Linked DNA regions of Homo sapiens: region 2 is linked to region 1. Evidence: read pairs that join two places in POLR2A ChIA-PET (ENCODE). Cell type or tissue: A673. All regions are shown on one strand. Each heading gives the region's core, and the rest is flanking DNA. Links, peaks and the distances in the headings are about the cores only.

What was found. ChIA-PET counts read pairs that join two places held together with the same protein. Peaks named below come from ENCODE experiments on the same cell type or tissue, not always from the same donor. Only the 100,000 strongest peaks of a DNase experiment are listed, where the experiment ranks them.
Region 2: POLR2A ChIA-PET joins it to region 1 with 12 read pairs; 2 of 35 experiments call an interaction of 5 or more read pairs at or near these places.

Annotation. Positions count from the first base shown.
Region 1 is chr14:57,003,795-57,015,130 of GRCh38, reverse strand. All of the region lies in intron 1 of LOC124903323 (a long non-coding RNA gene), which reads left to right. Among named protein-coding and RNA genes, the nearest start is that of OTX2-AS1, 200 kb to the right of the region's middle. RefSeq lists an enhancer at 3,759-7,705. In A673, for the core only: no CTCF peak of the experiment used is centred there; DNase peaks (open chromatin) are centred at 4,990 and 6,470; H3K4me3 peaks cover 1,772 bases; H3K27ac peaks cover 4,222 bases.
Region 2 is chr14:56,807,876-56,819,211 of GRCh38, reverse strand. OTX2 (orthodenticle homeobox 2) reads left to right here and starts at 8,733. Exons shown (of 5, transcript NM_021728.4): 1 at 8,733-8,836; 2 at 8,990-9,053. OTX2-AS1 (OTX2 antisense RNA 1) reads right to left here and starts at 6,054. Exons shown (of 4, transcript NR_029385.2): 1 at 5,743-6,054. RefSeq lists an enhancer at 6,461-7,353. In A673, for the core only: no CTCF peak of the experiment used is centred there; DNase peaks (open chromatin) are centred at 2,491, 4,531, 7,401, 8,691 and 3 weaker places; H3K4me3 peaks cover 6,961 bases; H3K27ac peaks cover 8,000 bases.

The sequences.
Region 1 (11,336 bases), core at 1,748-9,747:
CATCTCATTTCAATTGGAAGGTCAGTTCTTTATTTTTCTTGCAGTCTTTCTCAACATCCTAGATATTTGAGGAAATCCACCAGAATCCATCCTAGACAATAGCCAAGAGTTGAGATAAGTAAAAAAAAAAAAAAAGTGGGGGGTTGGGGGGGTGCAGGCAGGATGTTTTTCTCATGGAGTTTACATGTTAATGGGGAAGACAGACCATAGCAAATAAACAAGTGAATATATAGCACATTGGGTCATGATGAGGGTTATGAAGAAAAATAAAATATGGCAAGAAACTAAGATTGATGAACAGATAGTATTATATTAGATAGGGTGGTCAGGAAGGCCTCTGCATTAACATTTCAGCAGAGGCCTTAATAACACATCCTCTTCACAGTTTATTCCTAATAAACAGTTCCTTTAAAAGACTGTACCTTTTATATTTCAGACTTGAGCCTTTGTGGGTTTTATTATAAATATATAGAGCTAATAAATAAGCACACTGCTATACAGCTATCATGTCCCTACTGACATGGACAAGGACATTGTAAAAAATAAAACAACAGGAAAATACAACATCAATATCCCTTCTAAACTCGCAGCAAAAATTCTTACAAAAATATTAATAAATCATATTCAACAATGTATTTTTAAAATGAACACATTATGACCAAGGAAGGTTTATCCCAGGAATACAAGGGATGTATTTAATCACAATTAAAGGAGAAAAGACATATAATAATTTCCATAGTCATAAAAAGCTTTTGACAGAATTCAACATCAATTTATGATTTTAAATAACTGTCAGCAAATTAGGAAAAGGGAAATTCTTTAATTCAACAAAGGGCATTCATAGGAAACCTACAGCTAATATGCTTAATGATAAGAAATTGAATGCTTTCCCTCTGGGATTGGGAACATTGTACAGATGTTTGTTCTCACTACTTCTACTTAACATTTTACTGGGGGCTCTCGCCATTGCAATAAGACAAGATAAATAAATAAAAGTCATAAATATTAGATAGGAAAGAATTAAAATTCCTTATTTGCTAAAGACATGATTATTTATATAGAAAATTCTAAGGAATCTAGAACACAACAATTAGAATTAATAAGTAAATTTAGTAAGATCATAAGATGCAACGTTAATATAACAAAATCAATTATATATTTATATACTAGTCTCAAGCAACTGGAAATTAAAGGAGATCAGTATATTGAAGAGATATCTGCACTCCATGTTTGTTGCAGCACTGTTCAGAATAGCTAAGAGTTGGAAGCAAACTAAGTGCTCATCAACAGATGAATGGATAAAGAAAATGTGGTACATATACATAATGGAATACTATTCAGCCATAAAAAAGAATGAGATGTAGTCATTTGCAACAACATGGATGGAACTGGAGATCATTATGTTAAGTGAAATAAGCCAGGCACAGAAAGGCAAACATCACATGTTCTCACTTATCTGCAGGATCTAAAAATCAAAACAATTGAACTCATGGACACAGAGAGTAGAAGGATGGTTACCAGAGGTCAGGAAGGGTAGTTGGGGGCTAGTATGGGGGTGGCGGGTGATGGTTAATGGTACACAAAAAGTTGGAAAGAATGAATAAGTTAGAAAGAATAAATAAGACCTACTATTTGATAGCACAACAAGGTGACTATAGTCAATAATAACTTAATTGTACATTTAAAAATAACTAAAAGAGTAGAATTGAATTGTTGGTAACACAAAGGATAAATGCTTGAGAGGTTGAATACCCCATTATCCCTGATGTGATTATTTTGCATTGTATGCCTGTATCAAAACATACCCCATAAATATATACACCTACTATGTACTCACAAAAACTGAAAATAAAAAAAATTAAAAATAGGAAAATAACATTACTTGATTTCCACTTACTATAAAATCACAAAATTTAATTGATGAGAGGATAAATATATAGATCAATAAAACAGAATAGGGAGTCAGAAATAGACCCATATATATGATTAATTGATGTTTCAATAAAGGTGCCAGGAAATCCAATAGGGAATGGAAAAATCTCTTCAACAAATGGTGCTGGAATAATTGATTATCTGAATGGGAAAAAAATTAAACACAGACTTTTATCTTACCTCATACACTAAAGTTAACCTAAAATAGATCACCTACCTAAATGTAAAAGGTGAAATTATAAAATTTTTTAAACAAAATGTAGAGGAAAAAAATCTTTGCAAACTTGGGATAGGCAAATATTTCTTACATAAGCTATAAAAAGGCACACGGTATAAAACATAGAATTGATAAATTGGACTTTATCAAAATTTAAAATGTTTGTTCTTCAAAATACACCATTAAATAAACAAAAAGTGAATCACAGAATGGAAGAAAATGTTCTTTCTCCCATTTTATATATGCAAAAATAACTCTTGCAAATCAATAAAACAAAAAAATTTTAAGTGGGAAAGAGATTTGAACAAACAGTTCACAAAATAAGATATGGATGGTGAATAAACATATCATTCATCATAGAGAAATGCAAATTAAAACTATAATGAGATTCTATAACACACTTATTAGAATGGCTAAAATTAAGACTGACAACATCAAGTGTTGAAGAGGACATGGGGCAACTGGAACTCTCATACACTACTAGTAAGAATGTAAAACAGTACAATCACCTTGGAAAACATTTTGGCAATTTTTCAAAAGTTAAGCATATACCTACTGTAAGACCCAGCCATTCTACTACTAGGTGTTTACCCAAGAGTAATGAAAACGTATGTTCATACAAAGACTTTTACAAGGATGTTCTTTACACTTTTATTTATAATAGGCAAAAACTGGAAACAACTCAAACATCCACTAATTGGGCAATGGATAAACAAAACATGGTATATCCAAATAATGGAATATTACTTAGTAACAAAAAGGAATGAACTACTGATATACACAACAAAATGAGTGAAACTCAAAAATCAATATGCTGAGTCAAAGACACCAGATCCAAAGATGTACAAATTGTATGATTCCATTTATATAATATTCTAGAAAATGCAAGGTGTGTTATAGTGACATAAGCCAAATCAGGGGTTGCCTGGGACCAGGAGTGGAGGGAGGAATCACTGCAAAGAAGCATGAGTTACCATTTTCAGTTGATGGGGATAGTCTGCATTCTGCTGGTGGTGATGGTTTCACAGATATATACATTTGTCAAAACTCTTTGAACTGTACCCTTAAAATGGGTGCACTGTATTGTATTAAATTATTTCTCAATCAGTTTGAAAAAATAAAAGTACTATTTGGTTCATTTTCAAACCTACTGTCATTTTGATAGTTTCTTATTGTTAATGCATTTTAGTGATTCCTATTTTAATTTTTAAAAACATTTTATACCTGTTTATTTTGCATTCTGTATCTGACAAATTCTGATAATTTCATCCTAGAAGATCCAAGTCTGTTATTTATTGTTTTTTGCTGACTCTCGCTTACAGAGGATTATTTTCCTGTGGGATTGGTGATCTTTGGTTGTAAGATTAGATTTCATTAATCTTAATCCCCTGAAAACCTGGGAGTCTAACCTGATGATGGTTTACTTCTGACAGAATTTGGATTTGCTTTGAAAGAGATCCAGGAGAACTACTGAGCTGAGGGCACACCATTTCCTACCAGGTTTTCTGGTTTAATGGCAGGACCCAGCCCAAAGTTGAGTCCACCTCGGTCCTGCCCTCAGAGAAACCCGGCATGCTCTTTCTACTCACAAGTTCCAGTTCCAACTCATGAACTTCCCCTTTACCCCAACATCCAAAAGTTTCCCTCCATCTTGCAAGCTCAACTACATGGTATAAAATATAGTACATGCAGAATCAATTTTTACAGCAAGAGCCTCAATGAGTCTGTCATACTGCATGTTTACACTTACCTTTTTTAGTCTCAGAGAAAAGAAAAATAAGCCCTAAAAGGTAAAATGATGGCCCTGCCTTTAAAGGGTTTTGAACTGAAAATAGATATGGTAATATGCATCATATTCCTAACCCAGGCTCTTTCTCCAAATCTGATAATGGGCAGCAAAGCTAAGTGCTACTTATATATAGCTATCCGTTTTGTACCAACATTGAGGAGAGAAATGTTATAGGCCAGGGATAATGTAACAAAACAACTCCACAGAGAACAAGGGAGTCATATGAAAATTTAGAGCATAATATTTATCCCAACTAAAATAACTTACAAAGAGGGTGGCTATGGCTTTTCACAATTGTCAATATTTTTCCCTTTGAATTTTTACCCAACCTATATTTTATTTATCCTTAGGAAATAATTTATAGTGATTTTAATTATTTGGATATTGAATATTTGCTCTATTTCAAATGTAATAGGCTACTTAGAATGACTAGCTTACCCACAGGATTTTTGAGGTTGACAGTGGTGGAGAGCTGTGTCTAATTCCAGATTTCAGTTCCTGTCTCTCTTTACATAAAAAAAAAAATGGTGTAAAAAGTTCATTGAATGTTTTAATTAGCATGCAAGCTGAGTCTCAAATCCAAAGGAAAATCTAACACTATTTTTAGTTGCATCTAATGCAAGGTGAAAAGAGAGTAACACGTTGGAATAGTACAGGGTAAAGGATTATTCATATTTACAATAATAATATAATCATTTAATAAGTACCCACCATGTACTAAGAGCTGAAGGAACATTTTGTTTTTTTTCTGATTAATACATGACCATAGTGGGGAATTACAGTGGTTTATTGTTCTGGTTTATGATCTTGGTCTGAATTCAGGATAAAGTAGCAATGTGCCAGCTTCAGAGCCTCATATACTTTCCTTATTACCTGGCTGAGTGACAGGGATGTGGGTTCCTATTTTTTTCTTAGTCTCAAGTGCGTAACCAACCTGCTGAAAAACATTGCTTTGGTTAGCCAATCAGGAAACAGAAATTAAGGGACTGCCTCGTCCTGCTCTATTTTACTGAATGAACTTGCCTGAATCACTTGGAGACCAAATTCTTCCTGGTTACAGTCTGCATCACATTCAACTATTATCTGTGGGTTTCCTTGGCTGGGCAGCTAGGGGTGGCTAATGATGAGAGGCATATCCAAATCCCAGGAAGCCTCCTCAGGCTTTGAACTAAACTTTGGGACGTGACAGGACCTGGCAAAAATGGAAATACCTTCCCTGACATTTTCGCTCATGTTTTTCTAAATTCACTTTCAGATAAGGGCAGTGAGTTTGCTAGAGTGGGAAGTGCTGACAGACAAAGTGTAGTCTACTACAAAATTCTTCCTGGCACTCTAATTATCCTTTCCTTCTCTACTTCAGTATCACATGTAGCCATGTGTAGAATCATAAAATAATTATGCAGTGTACAAGCTTTCTGGGAGCATGTACCACTGTTTTCCTAATTCTTTATCTCTCCCATTGATCGTGGTGTGTGTGCATTGATCCAAGTCGGCCATCTGGTTAGGCAAGATAAGCATGCTAGTGTCTTTGCATTGCACTGTCACGCGGGGAGGGGGCACATTTTGGCTGTAGGGAATTACGGGGGCAGGATTAGCCCTCTTCCTATGAGGAAACTGAATTTTAAATGCAATGTTGCAGCTGCATGGACCATGTTGCTAACTTCTGTTTTTGCCATGAACTGGGTAGAATTTTCTTCTTGTTCATATTGTCTCCAAAGGTATAGAGATGCCTTGTATTAAATAGAGGGGGTTGGAATGGAGAGAAGATTCATTTTTAACACATGTTAGACTTGCGAGTGACTGATACATTAGAGGATTTCTATATGGTAAAATTGCTTTCAAATGACTACAAAAGGTTGCTGAATAAAAAGCATTTTAAACTGAGACTTGTTGGGCACCCCCCCAAACAAAATTATTTTCGAGAGGAAAGATATTTGTATTAGTCTATGAAAAAAGAAAAGGAAAGAAAATAGAAAAAATATATACGCATGTATCACAGCAGAAGGAATTACTGCATGAAGCTCAGAATGGGACCGTTGGATATACTCTTCATTTGTTTATCTCTTTCTTTCACGTATTGAAATGAATGTTTGCCCCAAGTTTATGACCACTGGGACTGACTGAATGTGCTATTTAATTCAAAGAGACTTTTTTCCAGCCCTGTTGGCCACTGTTGTTTTTAAAATTTGATTGCAGCCATTGTTGTCTCATATTCTGCAAATGTGTGGAAGACTCAAAAGCTTTTCCTCTAAAATTGAACAATTCTGTCAAAAAAGATTAGTTCTATTTTGTCTGCTGGGTGCTGACTATTCATGAATGTAAAGAGAGAGGGCTTGGGTGTCATACTAAGTTGCTAAGGTGGCTGGATTTCGGCTATTGACTTGAGGATACCAAACTGGAGGCTACAAAAGAGCAGCCAGAAGGAGAGGGAGAGACGGCCTGCCATGTGTTTAGCTATACCTTCTTTAGCTGCCCATTTATTTCTTTTGTTGCCAGAACTTTTATTGTCATACAGTTGAAAAAAATGTTAGACACAAGCTTCAGGCAGCACCAAGCAGAAAAAGGGATTAGCATATCACTAGGATCATCTTACACTGAACCAAATTCTTTTCAGGATGTATAATTAGCGAATACAGTCCTTTTTTTTTTTTTTTTTTTTTGAGCCTATGGACAGGAAAAAATGAGCTCAGATCTCTGGCTAGAATATTAGAGGAAATAAAAGACATTTGCCAATTTCAGAGAGATATATACATATTAACTGTTTCTTCGCAGAGCTTTTGCAATTCCCTCAAGAAATGTCTGGTTGAATGGGAAAACTTGCTATGAATTCTGGTTATTGTCTCAGGTTTTCTAAAAGGAAAACACTCTGTAGTTGAACACACTCAAAATTTTAGACCGATGAAATCAGATTCAGGATTAAATGAATGTAGAACTTTTCTGAGCAGGGGGAACTAAAAGGAAATGTGTGGTTTTCACACGATGATATTGTAGTCTGCAGAAGGTACTTTGACAGTAATTAAAAATATAATCGGGAAGTTAAAGGCAGTAAAATGTACATTTTGGGTCTGTTAGTAAATAATTCTGTGGGGCTCACTTAAAGCTGTCTGAAACTTCCTGTATAATTTGTGGGTGTTAAATATGTTTATCTGAAGTAAGAAAATGGAAGTCTTGGATTGCTTCCCTTTTAAATCCTCTTTTCTTCTTCACTTCTGTTCTCTTCTCTTCTCTTCGTTGTACGTTTAAGCTGTTTTACACACAGCATGTAGGTAAAAGCAGATTTGTCTAATTAATTCATATTTAACTGGATGGATATCTATTTACATTTCCAGATATGCAGGCTTTTGGAGAAGCACATTGAGAGTGAAGGGAGAAAAAGAACCTTTTATGCAAAAGTGTATTTTTAAGAATTAACAGAATATTCACTAAAAGTAAAAGTGCTTATCTGCATACATCTCAGTTTAAATTTCTCAAGGTAGATGATGTTTTTGTTTAACAGAGGAGGCATTGCTATGTTGGTTTGTGTGCTTAGAGATTCTTTATTACAGTAGTTATTACTTATCTTCATTTTTTTTTCACTCTTCTGTGGATGGCATCACCCTGTGCCACTGTCCCCCCAGCCCCCAAATAAATCACAGAATCCTAGCCTTAATTCTGGTTCAGTTTCATATCATATTTCTTAAGGACACTCTTAGCTTGTCTTTGAGACACTAATTTTTTTAAAAAAACATGTTTTAACTATTAACAAGAGTAATGCAAACTCGGTTCCATAGGAAGCAGCTATTTCAAGTTTTACAAGCCTTAAGATACTAGGGAAAAGATTCATTGAGCTTTTCCTTGGAATTAGAGAACCCAATCCTGGCTCTTTATTTACTTATTGATTCTCTTTTGGAATTTTTGGTCAAATGTCTTTCTGTTGGCTAGAAATAGACTGTGAACCTAGGTAGCACAGAAGACTCAATTGTGTTGTCTTCATTTAGAGAAAATCACTTTAGTTTGCAATGGTTATGTCTCCACGGGAGTTGATGTGCAGAATTAGAAACATGACAAAAAAGAAAGAATAAAAATAAAATTACTGTAAAAATGTGAATTTGGATATCATTCTTTAATTACTTTAATTATCATAGCAGATAAAAGAGTCACTCTTTGTTATTTTAATATTTATAGTTTGTAACATCTATATTTTTCCTCTGACATTTACTTGTGGACAGAAATATCGGTGGCTACAAGGAGCTAGCTACATACATAGTTGCTCATGATATAACATGGTCTTCAGTCGCTAACACTTTTGCTAATTTTCTAAGGACACACTTTAATCAAACTTGCGATTTGCTGTTCCCAAATCATTGGCTCTTTATTATTCACATAAGTTTTTTGGTTTTGCACCTGCTCAGTTCACACTACTTAGATTCTTCTCATGCATAAGCACACTTACACCCTCACAGATCAGAGATGTGGGCTTCCTTTCAGGGGGACCGGCCCTCAGAAACATGGCTCTTAATAGTCTAGAAAATAAGAGAATGATTCTTAAGTCTAGAGTCCAAATTGTTGAATTCAGAGAAATGTAATGTCAGCCAGACATAGAATATCCTCTGTTGGGTAAACTAAAAGTGAGGTCTGAAGAGTTTTTTTTTTTTTTCCAGGACTTGAAAGCAATGGCATTGCAGAATAGAGGGCTTCCTAAAAAGCAATTTTTACGTTATTCTGGACCTGGAATAGCACAATGTCAGGAGTAGACAGGGAAAAAAGGAGTGTGGCCAGGAATAAGAACTCAGCATGGGACAGAGAATTCAGAAAGGTAATGAAGTGGAGGGAAAGGCTCAGAGAAGAGGTGATGACAAACTTCCTATTTTAGAGTTTTATGAAGACCAAAAACAGAGAGACAGTCAAAATATCTTTCTGAATATCAGGTTTGAGCTTTAAAATAAAAGTCATTTGTGATTAACCAAAATATAGTTTGCTAATCAACAGAATCCATGTTTTTTTAGCTCATCAATGTATCACTAGCAGTGCGATTTTTTATACAGAATATTGCATATACACACTTTTTACATTGCATACATAGTATTATGCTATTCAGATTAACCTACTTGACCTTTCTTTGATATATTCATAATGTCCCTTGTAAAGTTAAACCTCCATGATGGCAGTAGCTATTTAATATAATGCGTCAGGCTAGGTGCGGTGGCTCATGCCAGTAATCCCAGCACTTTGAGAGGCCAAGATGGACAGATCACCTGAGGTCAGGAGATCGAGACCAGCCGACCAACATGGTAAAACCCCATTTCTACTAAAAATACAAAATTACCCGGGTGTGGTGGCACATGTCTGTAATCCCAGCTACTGGGGAGGCTGAGACAGGAGAATCGCTTGAACCTGGGAGGTGGAGGTTGCAGTGAGCTGAGATCACACCATTGCACTCCAACCTGGGCAACAAGAGCGAAACTCAGTCTCAAAAAAATAATAATAATAAAAAATAAAAAATATAACTTGTCATCAAGTTCAGTGCCACACAGTCGTTAACACCCTTAGCTAAATTATTTTGAATTCTATGATTAGATATGCTTTGAAGATACAAATAAGATTCTCCGAAAACATGGGCATGGTAAATATGACTCTAGCCTAGTAAACCTCATGACTCCTGTTAGGGATGAACAAAGACACTTGCCTTTTTAAACATATAATAATGCCATAGTTCACATTTTAAAGATATTAGCTTCTTTTAATGTATACAAGTAGGATTTTAAAACCGTTTTTTGCAGATAGGCGCTGTATAAATTATTATTTATTTTTCCAAATGTCATTTGCTCTATATTACAAAATCCACTGGCTTTTTTGACTCTGACTATGTACACAGCTATTAAGAAAGAGGAGACGTTCCAGTCTTAGGAGTAAAAATTGTCATGATGACAATAAGAATGTGTCCATTTTTAACAATGTGATAAAAGCATGGGTCCCTCTCAGACATAACTACAAAGACAGATGTTACAAATAATGTTTAGAAGAGAATAACATTATGAGTCGTGTGTGACATATTCTGATTAATCTATTTTACTGATTAATCTATAATGTGAAAACAAGAGGCTATTTTATTTTAGTGGCTAGTTTTGATTGAGCTCTAACCAAGGTTGGGGTTCCACTCTAAGGGTTTTACAATGATCATCTCATTTGGTCCTAGTAACCCTATGAAATATGGATTGTTATTATTGTTATACCCTTCCTATTGAGGAGGAAACTGAGATTCATGGAGGTTAAGTAACTGGCCCAAGGTCATGCATCTGGTGGGTGGTGAAGCTGGGTTCAAAACCAGGTAATCTGACTTGAGTTTGTTTTAACCACAACACTACACTAGCCTTTTACATGTGCAATAGAATTGAGAATACAAAGTTACATCTAGGCTTGCAGGATTATTATAGTGGGACGTATACCTCTAGGCAGGCAGAGAGGATATATGTAGAGTCAATAGGACTAGCCAGATAGCAATTGTCATAAGATCCTGCACTCCCGGTTTGGAGATTTAATCCAGGCCTCTAGATGCATAGGATGTGAGAGGTGGAAAGGAGTTAATAATTCATAACTTTAACCCTGTTATTTTACAAATGAAGGAACTGAGATGCAGAGAGGTAAAATGACTTACACTGTCAATGGCACACTGAGACTAGAACTCCCAGTTCTCTTAAACACACACAGACGCACACACACAACTTCACCTTTTTTTCTTTTGTACTTCTTGCTGCCAAGACATCTTTTAGACATAGGAAAATAGCACTTTTGTTCTAAGTTAGGCTCACACTCACACTCATAGAAATGAATTTGCTCTGGAAAAACCTGTATTGCCTTTTGACTTGAATAGATGAGGAAATGGTCTACAATGTGACAAAGCAGAGAGCAGAGCTTTGAAGAGGAGTGATACGTTTTCTTTTTCCATTTTATAAATTCTCATCACCATTTTTCAAAGCCATATTTTTTTGGTTAATAAGTGTTGTAAGATATTTATTTAAGCAATGTTTTGGACTTGAATTCACAAAACTTTGAACTCTTAACCTGCTGCCACTAACTTAAATCTTGTTCAAATATAGAAGGTTAATTCAATATACATTTTTTCCTCATGTTGTCTATTTCAATTATTACAAGACCTGTCAAGGTAAACAATGATATGGCATTTTTGGCAAAAGATATACCTGAATTATAAAATGGTCGGCTCAGGCCTGTATCTGTGGCTTCATATCCCAACCACTCCCATGTTAGTTTAGTGTCAAAAGTTAGCATTTACCAAGGAGGAAAGTGAGTTGGTCCCCAAAGAAAAGGAGTTTTGTTTTTACTACTGGGAGAATGTAGTCTTCATTAGGTAAACAAAGAGGGTTTTCATTACATTGTAAACACATTTCACAAAAAAAAAGA
Region 2 (11,336 bases), core at 1,117-9,116, 200 kb after region 1:
TTTCTTGATGATAATGAAATTGTTTGGTGTCCCTCCAATTCCTTGGTGAATATCTCATGTAGAGAATGTCTTTTTGTTAGAGAAAGACTTCAACCACTTCAACCACTACTTCTGCTTTTTGGTTGAAACAGTAGGAAAAGGTCAGGGTAGACTTAAGCCCATGATTCTGTTGATACTCAAGGTCTCTATCCCATGCCTATTTCTTCTGTGCTTATCTGACATATTTTGTCCATCAAATACAAGAGAGCATAATCAAAAGGGTTACTGCTCTTCCAGTAACCCAGAATACACTATCTACACTTGGGGTGATCTGTGTGTCCCTTAAGTGATGGCTTTCATTGTCATATTTGGGAGCTAAGTATTGGAAGCAATGATATCTTTCACTTTTTGCATGTTCAGTAGTTGAATAAGCTGCCAGAAAACTGCCATTTAGACTAAGAGTTACTGTCTGTGGTTGAACTAGCTTAAATGGTATTCAATAAATGATTAGGAATGTCATTATTGAGTGGCTATCCAAAGTCAGACACTTGCTAATAAAGATGCCTCCAAGCATCCATAGGTTAAATGCTAAGAAACAGATCCACAAATGGAAGCAAGTCTGTTTTTGCTCTTATGTTGTTGGGCAAGTAAGACATCTAGACTTCAAGCTATCCCTAGGAGACCTGGTGCCCTCCTTATTCCAGCCGACACACATGGCCTCACCAAAAGCAGAAACCAGGGCTTGGTTGATAAATAGTAACTGAGTACTTCAACGTTTGCGATCTGAAAAAGGTATTTAAAAGGAACAAGTGAAACTCTGGATACATCATGCAAGGAGGCTTATCTAACATTGAAGCTGGAAAGGAGGCTAGAAGATTCCTAGACCACACCAAGTAGCTGATAGTTGGCTCTCACCAAAGGGAGGTTACAGTGTTCTAGAGACTCACCTGCCCTAAGGGAGGGAGAGGAGCCACCTGGGGCTTCGTGGAAATCTCCAGGCCTGCTTGTCTTCAGAGCCTTGAAGAGGCTACCTAGCCCGTGGGCAAAATCACAGAAGTGGCAAGTCTACAGGAAATTTGTAGATAAATCGATGGAAGCAGGGAAGAAAGTGGGGTATGCTTGATTGAGGGACAGCAGAGCTGGCCCCAGCATACTGAGGGCTGCAAAGGGAAGCGTGCATTTGTGGAAGGAGCTTTCCTGTGAGGCTATGCCTCAAGGGAGGAGAGTGTATTCAGTTGGCCCTTGGAGAACAGGGTCCTTCCTCCTCCACGAGGCTGGATGTGTGAAAGTGTCTCCAGGGCAGCCGCCAAAGTCTGATTACCTGCTCCTCTCTCTTCTTTTCTAGACACTTCCGACGGACTCAGACCCCAGCAATATCTCTCCCTGGCACTGCGCGCGGCTGATCAAAGCGAGAAGCTTTGCGAACTCCCCAGAGGGTGCACGCCTCCCATCTAACCTTTGGTGAAGGGAAGTGACGGCGTGGTCACGGTGCGCCTGTCAGCCTGCAGCCGCGCCCTGGCTCACACTGGGGCGGGTTGTGGGGAATAGTGATGGGGGCGCCCCTTTCCCCGGCTGTCTGAGCCTTAGCTGGGAGACTGTGCTGGGGAAGAGGCAGGGGCAGAGCCAGTTCCGAGGGGTGTAGGACCCCAAGCAAGAGGGGCCTACCCTTTTGCGAACATCGAAGCACTTCGTGGAGACCAAACAGAGTTTGCCCCTTCCCCAAGCTGTCACGGCCCCGGGGATCTTAGGACTGCGGGGGCAAACCGCGTCCTCGAGTCCTGGCGCCCCGGAGGGCCGGCAGCCTCAAGGACCAGGCCCGGCACCAAGGGCTGCCACTCCTTCCGCTACGAGGGCGGGATCCCAGGGGTCCCCCAGTCCCGCGCCGTCTCCCCTAGCTCGGCGCACTGGGTCCGAGGTGGCCGGTGTGAGGTCTCAGCTGGCCGCACCTCGTCCAAGAAGGGAAAAGACCAGAGGCCGCAGACGTCTCCTCCCAGTCTGGAGTTGGGACGCACTAGGGTGTAGAAAGGTCAGGATGTCCCCCCACCCCAAACCCACACGCGCTTGCGAGCACACACGCAGACACAGAGACACGCGCGCGCGCACACGCACACGCACACACCTACGCTTTGCTCCCCTGGCCTGAGAGCTGGAGAGGGGGCGCTTTGGAAAACTTGGCTGATTCGCCGGATGACCATGTGCGCTCAAGACTGTACCCGCCAAACATAACCTTAATTTTACAAGATGTTTTTCCCCATAACTTTTCTGCAAATGAGTCAGAACAGAACCCAGTTTCCGAGGCAGCCCAGTCTGGTTTGCTAAATTTCTCAAAATGTACCAGCTGGCTCTGAGCTTCCAAATCCTCCATCGCGCGGTGGCCGCGGCCGCCCTCACCCGGCTCCATGCGCGCAAACGGAAGGGCGCGAGGTTTGCGCGGAGAGCCAGGCAGCCCCGGCGCCTCCAGCGGGGCGGCGCAGCTCGAGACCCGGCGACCCGCCGGCAGGGGCGTCCAGCCCCGCGCCACACTTGCCAGAAAATAGCCCGCCTGACCACAGCCGGCCCTGGCGCTTGCACATTAAGAAACTCAAATTAAGAAGTGGGTGAATTGGGAAAGGAGGGAGCCGGGGGCGTTTGCACCGTGTATCTCAGGTATGAGCACTTTTCACTGACGTTGATGCAACTGCATTAGAGTTAATGGCAGCAGCCTGCTTCTCATTATTAATTGTCTTTGTGTTTGGATAAAGTATGTAATCTTCTTCTCAACCACACCATTAAAATAGGTTGCCTTTTCAATTAAGAACTGTCGTGAGCACAGCAGTCAATTTTCCTAATGAAGATGCATTATATTTTCACTTTTTTAAAAAATAATGGAAAATCCCAGGTTTTCATTAGACACGATTACAGAGAAATACAAGAGGGCTCCTCTAAAATTCATGCGGTCATGTAGTGCATTAAACGCCAGGCTTTTAAATAAATTGAAATTTCTGTAGATAAAAGAAAAGCATGGCTATCAAATATGTTGAAACACGCTTCATTCAGATTTTTAAAAGCAAACATCATGAGTTCGTTTTTCCAAATGAGCTTAACAGATACAACAGTTTTTAAAAGTACAGTGACTGCCTGAAAATACATTATAAACTTTTTTGTGGGGGGGTCCCTTCTAGTTTACGGATGATTTGCAGATCTTAAACTAAGCGGTGAATGTTGGAAATGCACTATGCACATTTATATAATGTTCGGCCTTTGAACAAATATCTCAGATTAATCGTTCAGCAGCACAAACGGTCTGGACTGTGCACCTACAATTAGTTTTCATTTTTTTGTTTGTTTATTTCCTTTCTTCCTTGCTTTCATTTTCTTTTCTTTTCTCTTTTAAGACAAACTGAAAGCCAGTGACCCTGGTAGAACTGTTTAAAATTCTATGCCTTTGAGATAAGCAACTTTTCCATTGTTGCAAAAAAATTAAAAATTGCAAAATTCTAATTTTGAAGTTTTAAAATTGGACAGAAATATTCATTCCTGAATCCGAAAATGGAAAGTTTGCATTCATGCACAAAAAAGAAAAAGTATGTGTTATTTATTCTCTAATCTTGAGAATTTGGGAGCATGTAGTGAAGGGGATCTGTCAAGATTTATGTTTTCTTTGTTAATAAAAAATTAAGGTTGCTATCTTTTGCATATGAAATACTGTTTCAGACAAACAATGTCTGTCTTTTTCTTTCTCCATTCAATGTGAATACTCTCATAGGAGCCACATTAGGGAATATTGTTTGAGAGAAAAATAAGTCAAATTCTTCCAAGTAGAAAAAAAAAAAAGTTCCCAACAACAGCCAGACTTTTTCTTTGTAAGGCAACATCAGTTGGTTTCTTGTAGACATGATCTTTTCCAGGTTTTAGGTGTTATGTCTTTTAAAAATTGAACTCTTTTTTTTTTTTTTATCAACCAGCCTCTTAAAATGATCTGCAAAGAGTGGGAAATTAGATTTTCGATTAAAACCTTATCCCATCTCGAAGGATTACTTTATATTGATTCTTAAATATGGCTACAATTGATGGACTCTAATTAAAAATCCAAAGGAAAAGTCTGTCGTGCCCATATAAAAGAAGCTTTTCATATACGGGAAATAAAGCTTGTAAAAGGTTACAAATAAAAGATTAGAGATTTATCCAAACTAGTTTAAAGCTTCACTGTGGTTTTCTTTTCTTCTTTTTTCCTTTCTTACAAAACCATTCCTGGGTCTTTTTTTTCCCCAGTTTTAAATGAAGTTTGCAAACAGGCAAGATATTGGACTGTAATGGTTGTTTTATATCAGCTCTGTAAGCTCAAGGCTGCTGCCTGCAGTAGAATTGATTTCAAGGAAACTTCAGGACCAGGAGATGAAAATTATGTAAACTGACAGCTACCACCCTTCATCAATCCATCCACATTCCCGTCCACACCCTTCTAACACACACACACACACACACACACACACACACTCTGCCTCACACTTCTCTCTGTCTCACATCCACACATGCCCTTCCTATCCCTCACCCTAACCTTGCTCTGCACACACCCTTGGTCCCCACACTCTCAGGGACAGAGGCACAGCTCCCGGCTCACACTCCGCTCATAAATGTCTCACAGCACCACATCTCGCACTTGTCACACAATCTTAATCCGTTTCATTCCGGAACAACATGGTCCTCTTTTCCTCTTTTTCGCATTTGGAGTTTGCCTCCCTACTCTTTTATCGAGACAGCCCAATCCTATCTTTGAAGTTGTTTCTTTCTCCCTTACCCTCTTTTTTGAGGCAACCGCAATGCAGGGAGTGAGAGACCCAAGCTTAATTTATAAGTGATCTGTTGCCTTATTTTTTCCCCTAAATTTTGTCTGCATTTCCAGTCTTAAATCCTTGTTAAAAAAATTAAGGTTAATCTCCTCAAAGTTTATAATAAAGATATATCTAAAAACCTAATGAAAAAATGACTTCTTTCTAGGTATTATGGTGCTTCTAAGGCAAAATGTAGTCCCTCACTGTCCAGTGAATTGCTGAAAAGATTGGAAATTAATGTTCATATTTCTGAATTCAGTGTTAAGGAAGTCTAACTGGCTCCTTTCCCCCAAAAGGCTATGTTCTCACGGAATATGGGTTTTGTTCTTCTTTTTTAATTAGCCTGGAAGAATCCCGGGATGTCTTCTCTCCCCTCCCCCTCCCCCACTCCCCCCACCAAAGTTAATAAACTTGGAGGAAAGTTTGGAATATTTTAAACTGGCCTGGCTTGTGCGGTGGAGAAATTGAGCCTAGTTAGTGCCACACATGAATCTTGATTTCAAAATATGCATATTAGACATATTCTAGAAACTGCACACAAGCTCTGACAAATAATTTGATTCCCTTCGTATTGGCTTTCTTAATTTAGCTTCTGAATGCTTATATCTCATATGCGTAGCAAAATAATTGTACAAGTGGCAATTAAAAACCATCCACTTTTTAATGAAAATTATTTAAAAACACAAAGCATGCTACCATAAGTCAGATTCATAGAAAAAAAATGTTAACGACACAGGACACAGAAAAAAAGTTAAACACAGAAATACAATGAACAGATACTAGGTAAATTGGAAGTTCAAGAACTTACTGAAAATCAAGAGTTAGACTTTTCATCCAAAGAGTCTTTTTCTCCCACCAAGCATCTAAGGTTTTCAGTAAAAGAGCCCAGCCCCCTTCCCCCAAAGCCAGTGGCTTTTGTCCTGACCTAGAATAGGGTTTGTGGGGACTGTACCTGAGCCGGGCAGTCTGCAATTTCCAAATTGACAAGAAGAGACTGGAAGATAAAGAGCATGTTCTTACAGGTGAAGAGCAATTTTGCAACTTTTCAAGGCGACACCCAGGAGAAAGCTTGCCTGCTACCAACTGCTGCAGAGTCTGGGCAGAATTCCTCTAGAAAGAAAAAGAAAGTCTTTCACCCCCCCCCCCCTTCCTTGTCTGCCTCTCTCTGTCTCTAGTTCTCTTTCTCCTCTCTGTCTCTCTCTCTCAGATCCAATCTTTTAAGAGCTTCAGCACATTGCTAAGCTAAAGGGAAATTCTCTTTGATAAAGCGGTGTTTCCAGCTTCTGGGTTTTAAAACCTAAATCTATATTCAAATCTGGCTGAAGGTGTGTTCTGGGATTTATGAAAGCCTCTTAAAGGGGTAAATTTACCAAACCGTGACAAAATCATCACAATCTTACTTTAGACATCTGAAGTGGATGAGAATTTTAAAGAGACCCTTGTTTATTTAACACTGTCCATTTCCAACTCGTAGTTTATTGGCCCTGTATTTCTGCGAAGTTATTAGACTAGAGGGCAAAGGAGAAGCGGGAGCTGTCTGCTGCCGGCCGCTGGAAGGGCAAAACCCTCTCACGCCCCACCATGCATAAATCTGCCCCTGTCGAATAGAACAGGGGGATTTTTAGGGAGATTCAGCTGCCCCCGCCATCTGGGAGGACATCGCAAACCTCTACATCGGGCTTGAAAGGTTACCCTGGACACTGGACCCTACGGCAGATGGATCTCCCAGTCCAAAATGGTTTACTTGGTTTAGCTCACAAGCGCATGTTCTGATCATTCTCCATCCCACCCCATGCCCACTGTCCCCAAGGCCTTCCTCCGGCCTTCCCCTCTGCCAGATTCACAACGTCCATTTTTCTTTTTCGGCTCTTTTATGCTTTAAACATCATTGTGATCAAACTGGGGGAAACGTTGTCTTTTCTAGGGGTAGGAAGGAGACTCTGCTTCAGGTGATCGAGGTGGATTTGCCTTTCCTTCATCGAAAGCATCATGACTCTGACCAAGCGCACCCAACCAGTGCCTCCGACAGCCAGCGCCACGAGGGTCATAACGCCCGGGGCATTTGTTACCCCCTCCTCACCACCATCCCCATTAAAGGCTTCGGGGGCGGCCGCCAGGTGTTTCAGTACAGTGGGGGTGGGGTGAGAAAAAAGGTCGGTACTCACCCTCCCCCCCGCCCGGGCCCCTAGAAACTCTTGACTCCTGGGAACGCGACAGCCAGCGGGTCTCCGGACTGGAGCTGCTGCAGAGGGCCGGGAAGGAGCTGGGCGGGCTCCGGGCCCCTCGGGGGCTCGAGGGGCCGCCAGGGCCCAAAGCTCTAGGGACACCTGTGACAGGGGCCGCTGCCGCGGAGTCCCCAGCCCCAGGCCGAGCCCGAGCCGGAGCCCGGCTGCCGAGAGCTTGCTGCCTCGTGCGCACTCCCGTAATTCGTTAATTGCTGTAAATCCCAAGGACGGCCACATTTGAGTACACATACAGTATAAGAACCGACAACAAAGCGACGAATTAATTACCAACTTCATTAACATAGGTCCCCAAATTAAAGGCAGCGAGCTGTTTCTTTGGGCCCACTGGCCGTGGTGGTGATGGTAGTTGGTGGTGGGTGGGTGGCGGGGGGTGGGGTATTTAGGAAGAGATTTTATTTTTCTTTTCCTGCACTGGGTGTTGTGAAGCAAGAGCTGTCTTCTGCTCCCACCCCCACCCAGCTTATTCACACACACTCACCAGTTCCACTAGCCACCCCCCACCCCACACTCCGCCCAGTCTGTTTTTGCTTTTCTAGGGACTCGGATCCGTTTGAAACCTGTCCGGTCCCTGCTTTCTATGCCAGGCAAAAAAGTTGGGCTGGGGGTCGCACTCTCCGGCTCGGGCCCCCAGGTCCCATCACTTCCCAGCCTCTGGGCTCGCAGCCCGGGGCTCGGGCGGCGCCAGCCCAGGTAGCTCCAGGCCTCGCAGTGTCGGTCGTTTGGTGGCGTTTGTTCTAACACAGAAACTGTTTCCAACGGGGGCCTCCCTCGTTCGCTCTCTTCCACGATATCTTGTCGACCTCACACTCGCATCCTCGAGGCCCGATGTGGTCCCAGCTACTTCTCCTAAATGGGCCCTGAGATTAGATTCCGGGGTTCGTGTTCCCTGCAGTCTGTCGTGGGCTTCTCAATTCCAAAAAACCCCAGGAACCTACCAGAAGCCGGGGTCTCTCACTCGGGGATCATTTATTTATATGTGTAAGGATATTTATAAGGGCGTAGGGAATAGAGAAGACACTGAGTTTTAGAAAATAGTTTGTTCTTGGACTTGTGTATCTTTCTCTCTCTGTTTTCCCTACATGCCCACATCGCACTCCCAGGCCTCCCTCCTTTACCCTTTCTGGCCGTCAGCGTGCTCTGGCCCTGTCTGAGACGGCATAGTGGTGTTTTTGAGTTTCAGTCTGACTTGCTTTCTGCCTGTCATCCACACACTTATTGCTGGGGTTGAATGTGATAACCCAGTCACTCCCTAACCCGCCATTCTCCAGCATTTACTTAAATATTTTTATCTTCCATCTTACATTGCATGGGTTTCCTTTCTTCCCTTCCCTAAAAACAACAACAACAAAAAAAAAAAAAAAAAAAAGAGAGGAAAGGAAATTTCGGAGTAAAGGAAGCAGGGGAAAAGAGGGTAAGAGAAGAACTCCCTGTCCATCATTTTAATTATACAATTAGTTCACATGCTCCGGCCCATAATGTATATTTTAAGCAAAGCCCAGTGTCTTTAAAGAACATTCTGGTAATGTCGGAGGCCTGGATTTGTTGCCTGCTCGTCCCCCCGTGCAGCAGCGGCCTGTTTTCCTCCCCCTGTTGTGTGTTTTTATTATTTTCCCTCTGGCTTAGATGTGTCAATCATTCTCTCCCTGCCATTGGTTGGAGAGTTTGCGTCAAAAAGTTGCCAGAGAGGCGCTTTCTCAGCAAATCTCCCTGAGAGCGGGACCGGCCTCAGCTCCAACACAGCCTCCACTGTGATTAAAAATAAAAATTGCTAGAGCAGCCCTCACTCGCCACATCTACTTTGTATGTATTGCAGAGGGGCCCACGCGTGTTTAGAACTCTAGCCGCCTTCCTCATTTTCGTTCTTTAAAAAAAATTTTTTTTGGTTGTGTTTGACTTTTCATGGAAGGGTGAAGACTGCAAGGTTTCTAACTCAATACTCTTGATTTCTTTTAGGATAGCTGGCTATTTGGAATTTAAAGGATATTTGACTTTTTCTAACCTCCCATGAGGCTGTAAGGTAAGTGTCCGTCTGTCTTGTCTATATCCATATCTACGTGTCCCCGTGTCTGTCGGCCATCACCCCAGTACCTCCAATAGACCGACCGATGCCCCTCTGCGAACGTGGAGTTCTGTAGGCGGATGTATTTTTTCTCTTACAAATTTTGAGGTGTAATAACGATCGTTGCAAAAAGAAAAATGTGATCTAGAGATGAGAGCGGTAGTGGGAGAGAGGCAGAGAGCGTGCTCCTGGGGGTCGTCGCTTCTGCAAAACGTCGTCGAAACGCTGCGAATGTAATCTGGGGTGTTTTGGAAGGTTTTGTTTGTGGTTTTGTTTTTATGTCAACGCCGTTCTGGGCTTCTCCCGCGATCTTTGCGTTTTGGCCCCCAGATTTGGTTGGGGTCGTTTGGATGGATCCCAGGGACCTTTTTAGAGTCCGAGACAAAAAGATGCAGATGTAACTAGATGGATGGATTGAAACAACAATAATAAAAAGCCAGGCGCCTCCTTGGGCCCGCGCGCCGGAAGCTCGGTTCGCTTGCGGGTCGGCCTGGGCCGGGGGCCGCCGCTCGAGCCCCTGTCGGCCCCTGTTGAACGTGAGCGGAAACCGGAGCGGATAACCGAGGAGGCTGGGAGCGCTGGCTTCTCGTCCGCCCCGGCGCTCACTGCTCGCTCTCTTTGGCCTCCTCTCCCTCAGCCTAGCACAGCTCGGTTGTCTGTTTCTCCCAAAAGCTTCCAGATCTCCTTTTTGTTTTTAAATATCCACCACCCCCCAAAATCCAAACCACCCTGGGTTGTAATTACGCAGCCTCCCAACCCCCGGTTGTCGTGGTCCCCGACCCTGGTCACCAGGCCGAGCGAACGTGAAGAGTGTTTTTTCAACATGACTTTGCCGGGTCGCGGCCCGCCCCACGTAGCCCTCCGCGCGCACCTGGGGCGGGCAGAAGTGGCAGCTAGTGGCCCCTGCTCCGCCCAAGGCCGCGGCCGGGCCAGGGACCGGAATCCTCCCGCTGGGACCGCGGCCCCTCAGCTGTTCTCTGGCGGGGAGAGGCAGGGCTCGCCCGCGCGCTCGCGCACCCCCTTCCCAGGCTCCAGGACAATGAGGTGTCGTGGCTCGGGGCCGGGCGGGGGCCGAGGGGTTCGCCGAGGCCCAGCCTGTGCCATGGATCGGCCCAGTAAGAACCATCCGAAGGTCCCTGCCAGCGCCGGGCGCGGGCGACGGGTCGCTCTGCAAACTCCCAAGAAGTCTTCGCGTTGTTGCGTTCAAGTGACTCTTGAAATCGATGCCCGATTTCGGGACATATTTTTGGAAACCCAAGTCCCCTGTCAGGATTCCACCGAGTTGGCTTTTGCTTCCTTCACAGATAGAACTGGTGCGCGGGGAGCGAAGGCCGAGCGGCGCCGACCCTGCGGTGGTGGATTGCTTGGGGAGGGGACGGGGAAGTCGCTCCTAGAAATTCTCCCCTCCATCCTAGAGCTTCGGGGTCAGGATTTCTCCTGCTCAGCTCGGGACTTTTTACAGGCACCAAAAGTTATTAGCAACAGAGGGGAGTAGGAGAGGGAACTCCTCCCCCCAGAGTAAGGTAGACACCCAGACCTCAGCGCTAACACCGGGGCTTTCTCCCAACGATAATTAATAGTCAAGGCCAACCCTTTTGGCACGTTTCTTCCTCCCTCCCTCGCGGGTGGCAGAGTTATTTGATTCCCCGAGGCCAGAAACTTTCACTCGAGTTCGCCGGAGAGAGGCCAGCGCCGGCCGTTTTCCGCGGTGCCCACACGTCTCCTTTTTCTTTCTTTCCTCCTCTTCGTCGTCTTCCCAGCCGCAGGCCAGTCGCCAGTCCGCGTAGTTTTGTTTCCTTTCCATCATGCAGAAAATTAATCAGCCCGGACGAGAAGCAGAGAGGAGCATGGCGGCCTGTAATTAAGGGACGTGTGCCCCTCGGATTATCTCGTTAGTTTATCAAGAAAACATTTATTATAATTAATTCTCGGACGAGGTAATTATTGTTGAGCGAGGACACAGCAACTGGTAGATGGGCTTCTTGGAAGAAAAAAAAAACAAGGCGTGGGGGAGGGAGAAGCGACAGATTGCACGAATTGACCGTTAGATATAAGGCTGCGCGGGGGGCGCGGGCAGTGGAGCGGGACCTCGGGCGCCAGGCCTGCGGGGCTGCGGGGCTGCGGGGCTGCGGGGCTGCGGGGCTGCCGGGCAGGAACGCGGGACCCAGGCACTCGCGCCCGGAGGTGCGGTCGCCGACCGGCTGCCGGAACTCGCCGCGCGACCGCGGTCAGCTTCTAGGT